2 separate regions of the Homo sapiens genome follow, and region 1 is linked to region 2. The links are chromatin contacts, found by Hi-C or POLR2A ChIA-PET in ENCODE. All regions are on one chromosome and are shown on one strand. Each heading gives the region's core, a stretch centred on a gene start or an enhancer-like site at or near the end of the contact. The rest is flanking DNA. Distances are from core to core; before and after follow the strand shown. Region 1 holds the start of LIPA (lipase A, lysosomal acid type). Region 2 has its middle 44 kb from the start of CH25H.

What was found. A loop is a pair of places that touch in the nucleus more often than their neighbours do. ChIA-PET counts read pairs that join two places held with the same protein, here RNA polymerase II (POLR2A). Pooled maps may share reads with other maps.
Region 1: a loop to region 2 is called in a map with no recorded cell type, with 7 times the contacts of the local background. The contact joins the promoter of LIPA here to the enhancer-like site in region 2. A Hi-C loop is called at or near these places in 1 of 37 single-sample maps with no recorded cell type and 6 of 50 pooled maps. POLR2A ChIA-PET finds 5 or more read pairs at or near these places in 3 of 52 experiments (WTC11, activated CD4-positive, alpha-beta T cell and activated CD8-positive, alpha-beta memory T cell).

Annotation. Positions count from the first base shown.
Region 1 is chr10:89,250,268-89,253,317 of GRCh38, forward strand. It overlaps LIPA (lipase A, lysosomal acid type), which reads right to left and starts at 1,508. Exons shown (of 10, transcript NM_000235.4): 1 at 1,470-1,508. RefSeq lists an enhancer at 1,535-1,594.
Region 2 is chr10:89,162,414-89,165,172 of GRCh38, forward strand. No RefSeq gene overlaps it. Among named protein-coding and RNA genes, the nearest start is that of CH25H, 44 kb to the right of the region's middle. RefSeq lists an enhancer at 1,166-1,215. Within about 2 kb of position 1,403, at least 9 of the 41 ENCODE cell types and tissues checked have a DNase peak (open chromatin) inside an H3K27ac peak, as active enhancers do.

The DNA of each region.
Region 1 (3,050 bases), core at 258-2,757, 88 kb after region 2:
TTTGTTTTTGTATTTTTAGTAGAAACAGGGTTTCACCGTGTTAGCCAGGATGGTCTCGATCTCCTGACCTCGTGATCCGCCGGCCTCGGCCTCCAAAAGTGCTAGGATTACAGGCGTGAGCCACCGCGCCCGACCGTGAACTCTGAACAGGAGCAAACGTTATCCCCTTCAGTGTGCATTGGCAAAGCAAGGCCACTGCTTCTACTTACAACTTTGTACTTCTTCATGATAGGAAGGATTGTACAGCCCCAGGCTATTTTTTATCATAAATGCAACCTCCCAAAAGTCCATTATTACTAGAGAATAAGGAGTAAATTGAAAGGGAAAAAATTAAAGGAATTACCACAATTGAAAACAGAATAGCATCTGCAGGAGCTGCTTTCATTCAGCGGTTTTCCTACAGAACCTGTATCAACCGCCCAGAGGAAGGTCCATGAGAGTAACAGCTAAAGCTACTCAGCTGAAAATCTCACCCAGTTAAGTTTTCCTTCCAACACAACACTACATACTTAGTATGTTTTTCTCAACATACTAAGCCAAGCAATTCTTACTAAGAAGGAGATACTCTGAAAATCTCGAAGGAGGGGGGAAAAAAAACCTTCCAGGCTGAATTAAGTGTGCTTTTCTGGGCTGTATTAACACCTTTATCTCAGTTATTTAGACTTTGTAACAATCTGACTCAGCTTTGTACCCCCAGGACCAAGCAAAGTGCCACGTATATATTAGATGCATAGTACAGATTCTGAAAAAAGATAAGAGCAGTCCAACAGTTCAGTGGCAGAAGAAAAGGCCCCAACGCAGCATGCTATTTAACTTTCTAATAACAACAATTATTACGACTCCCATTTAAGCTCTTGCGAGGCGCCAGCCACCGCAGGCAGCGCTTCTGATCTACTGTCAATTACTCCTCCACCGACCCTATGGCAGTACCATTAATTCCATTTTTCAGGAATCTGAGGTTCACCCAGCTGAAGTACTGGAAGCAAAGTGTCAGCTGTTTAAAAAGCAGTATCGCTGGGACTTTAACCAGGATTGATGCCCAAGTCTGCTTTCGACCACGCCGTTGGCTAACAAGAGAGGTAGGATGGGATGCCTGGAGGAGCTAAGGGGAGAGCACGAGGATGCAGAGAGAGGAATCAGACATCCCTGCTGTCCTCGCGGTCCAGGAGCACTGGGCAGCTTCACTGACCGGAGACCGCGCCTGTCCAGGAAAGTGGACAGCGCCCAGGGAAGAGAGTGGGCTTCTCTCTGAAGTTGCTCTCTGAAGTTGCCCTGGTTGATTGGCAGATGCCTTGAGCCAACGCCCGCAGAAAAAGCACCCGCAGGCACCCCAGGCAAGACTCGCTGGGTCCAAACGCAGAGGGTCTTGCCGGCCGGCAGAGCCTCGGGGCGCGACCCTCCCCTTGCTGAAGGCACCAGCTTCCACGCCGCACCCGCACCTGGCAGCGCCGCGGCGCCGGCACTCTCACCTGGAGCTGTCCTGCCGGGCCGCTGTCTCGAGTCGCAGTGCCAGCTCTCAGGGGCCGGGGTGCGGATAGGGGACCTGCAGGGGGCCTGGTCTGCCTTGTCGGGAGGGCGGATGCCCACCACCCTCGGACTATTTGTTCAGCCAATCAGAGCAGCCAGCCACCGGGAAGTGCCTCGGAGACTCCGCCCCAGACCAGCGCTGCCGCTTGCCAGCCCCCCAGTTGACCCCATAGAGCATGCGCCGTAGGCGTTTCTAAGAGATGGAGCCCGTCCTCCGCCTCGCAGGCTGGCAGGTCCACAGCTCTACCAGCGCGTCGCCTACGCATGCTCTCTTAGCAAAGGCTGTTTTAGGCGGCCTTCTGCTCCGCCCCCGAAGCTCCTGCAGGGCTGGCACCTTCTGCGCCTGACAGAGAGCATGTGGGCTCTATAAATGAAAGTGAATCATGGGCTCCATTTAAAGCGCTTATCATTGTGCCTGATGCAAAGCAATCTTGCTGCTTTAAATTTTTTATTATTATTAAAGATTTGTTAAAAGAGGAAACAATATTCAATATGTACATATTATTTATTAATCATTTTCTAAAACAAAGATTTTATTGAGCACCTACTAAATGCCAGGCATTAGTAAGACAGTGGAGGTATAGAAACCAACCAAACAAGGTTCCTGTTCTCTTGTATATATTCTGATGGGAAGAGACACATCATGAATAACTATATAATACATGAGGTGGTGATAAGTGCTATAAATAACAACAAAAACAAACAAACAACAACAACAACAAACAACAAGGGGCTGGGCACAGTGGCTCACGCCTGTAATCCCAGCAGTTTGGGAAGCTGAGGAGGGCGGATCACCTGAGGACAGGAGTTCAGGACCAGCCTGGCCAACTTGGTGAAACCCCATCTCTACTAAAAATACAAAATTAGCGGGTGTGGTGGTGTGTGCCTCTAATCCCAGCTCCTTGGGAGGCTGAGGCAGGAAAATGGCTTGAACCAGGTAGGTGGAGGTTGCAGTGAGCGGAGATCATGCCACTGCACTCCAGCATGGACAACAGAGTGAGACTCCATCCCCCAAAAAAAAAAAAAAACAGGGATAAGGAGGATGATATGTATATGGTAATCAGGAAAGGACTCTTATGAAGTGACACCTGAGCACAGGCAAGGAGGTAGTTAACAGCCTTAGATACTGGAGAAAGCACATTCTGGGTGAAAATAGCAGGTACAAAGGCCCTGTGGTAGGAATATTCCTGGTGGGTCCTAGCCAGAGTGGTGAGGTCTTTGAGGCTAAAACAGAATGTACATAGTAGAAAGTAATAGAACATGAAGTCCTAGAAGTCTGGTGCCTTGGGAGCCACTTGTCAAGATCTTACCGTGTCTTCTGAGTAAGATGAGAAGCCAGTGTAATATTTTCAATAGAAGGGCAGCATAATCTAGTTTAGAAAGATCATTCTGAACTACAGAAGCAGGGAGACTAATTAGAAGGTGTATTAGTCTGTTCTCATGCTGCTAATAAAGACATACCCAAGACTGGGTAATTTATGAAGGAAAAAGGTTTAACTGACTCACAGTTTCACAGGACTGGG
Region 2 (2,759 bases), core at 153-2,652:
GTAATTTTATTTTTAGATAAATGCTTATGGTGTACTGGTTAAGGCACCAGGTTTTTCAGTTATAACAATCTTTACTTGAATCTCAGCTTTGCCTCTTTTATACAATGTGACTTTTGGCAAGTTGTTCTCTAACTAATTCTTTCAGCTATAAAATATGGATATTAAACTACATCTGGAAGAATTATGAAGCATAAATAGGAACATACAGGAAAGTGCTTAGCATGGAGTTGGGGTATGAAAAGAACTTAATAAATATCAGTTATTCTCATCATTTTTATTTGATTCTGTGATAAAGGTCAAGGCAATTGTTTTCTGTAATGTTAGCAACATCTTACTGCTTAATTCTTTTATGTCTGTTGGTTGGTTGATTTGTTGCTGAGTTAACTAGTTGCTTTGTTTGGTTTGGATGTAAGCAAAACAAAGGATCATCCACCAGACCCCTCTTTGAACTTTTCTGGTATATATCATAAAACCCATTATGTAATGGCTCCAATTTGCTGCAAAGAAATGAACTGCCAAAGTATGATGTTACTTGCTCATGATATATTTAGAGATTATAACTTCTAATTTATTTTGAATTTAGCAGTGAACCTAAGGTTAAGAGGTGGCAGCAACTAATTTCCTCTGCTTATTTTCTTAATTTTTATTGTAACGATTGCATTCTTAGTATAATTATCTGTAAAAAATTGTTGTCTCCTCCATGAGATTACCTATAATCACGTTAAGTGCAAGACTCCATACCTAACACAGTGCCTGGCTCATAGTAGATGCTCAATAAACATTCCATGAATAATAAATGGAATATCTATTGCACATCTAATGTATGCCCTGAAATTATTTAATTTTTAAAACAATCATGCAAGGTAAATGTTATTATTCTCATTTCACAGATGAAGCAGTTGAACTCAGAGTTAATGAAGCTGCCAAAGAGACTGAAATTACATGACCTAAACTCAGGCTGTAGTAACCTTGGTGCTGGTGGCTGAGGCAGGACTGGCCCTGGATAGAATGTAGTAAGTGTGGGTCTCAGCTTGGCACTTCTCAGAGGCAGCTTTCTATTCTCCTCCCTGGTAAGGCCAATCTTAGTGGTTACCTTTATGTAAAGTAGAACTATGTCCTGTGCCAAGCAAGATAAGCAGCTCTATGCATGTCCCTAAGAAGCTAAAATAGATGCTCATCATCCCAGTCTGCAAATTAAGCCAAAATTTCAGTGTCACTAGCAGTCAACTCTCCAAAGACAAATAGGTTGTAATCTAGTTTCAGAAAGGAAAAAGTGACTAGTTGTCTGAAAGAACTGACATCACCTGCAAGCTAAGTACCTTTTCCTGTATCTGTGGGCTTTCTGCTCACCCTGGCTGTCTTGCTGTGCTCACTTGTACCAGATGGACGGCGAAACAAGACTTGCCAGGAAACTGAAACTTGCAACCAAACGAGAGAGACCAATTGCCAGACAGCGTGTCTCAACACTGCTCCGTCAGCACACAACTTATGTAATCGCCTGTTTATGCAACAGAGTACATGAATTTTAATTGATAGCACTGTTAGGTTTGATTCAGTGTCATCTAGTAGAGAGTTCTTCACTGGAAATTCTACTTGTGGTTCTACCACTAAATTTGTGGTATTAGGGGGTGGGAGGAAAAGTCAGAACCAGCTCTGTTTGCAATAATGCAACTCAATGCTGTATTCAAGGAGAAGTGGAGTGAACAGAGGGATGCTTCTTCAAAGTTGAACACATTGGAAAAAATGAAGAATTTGTAGCAGGGTTAGAGGAAATACAATAAGATATCAAGAACCTTATAACGTCTAAGTAACCAAAGCTGAGACAAGAGTGTTAGAAAAAGGAAGCTGTGTCTTTAGAACTAACAGTAAGTATAAAGCTCTCCACAGAGGAAGCATCTGCGCGCTTAGGTCTCACTTTAAATATCAGATCCTCTAGGAAGCCTTCACTACTTCCCCTACACCCCAAAACTGACTTAAAGAGTCATTGTGTGTGTTCAAGTAGCACCTTCTCTTCCACCTGTTATAGCCTGCATTGCACAACATCCTAACCAATGGCTTACTTGTCTCTCTTTCCACAAGTGTCAAAAATTTACCAGGACAGTGCTGGGACCTCATTCACTGTCATGACCCTTGCACCAAGCTCAAATCCTGGTATGTAATGAGCACCTCGGAAGAATTTGTTGAATTAATGAATAAACAGTGTCCCATGTTACACAAAATAGTGATGATCCCACTGAAGACCATCAAAGCCAAAGATGAAGGGAACATAAAAGAAGATATAGAACAACAAGAAGGAAGAGGAGGAAGAGTTGAAGGGAAAAGAGTTGGAGCAAGGAGAGGAAGGTGAAAAGAAATGAAGAAAGAGGATGGTAAGGAAGAAGAGGAAGGGAAGAGGAGTTGAATGGAGAAGAGGAGGAAAGAGGAGAAGGAGGAGGAATGATGAGGAGGCTGAGAATAAGAGATGAATGAGGAGGAGGAGGAGGAGTAAAAACAGCTTCAAAGAAAAGAAGTAGGAATAAACTCTGCCTCACAGAATATCATGACAGACATAAGGCTTATCCTCCAAATGGAAAAAAATGCGAAGCAATAGAAGTACTTGGAGGATCCCAAGCACTTCCAGGTAATGGTATGCAAAGTCCTGCAGTGGGAATGGTAGCAGCTGTGTGGAGTCCTGATATGGCCACTAGGGATGTCTTACTGGAGTGAGTGTACGTACGCTACCTGAACCTTATCTCGCTGCTCTCTCCTGCTGAGTCAGG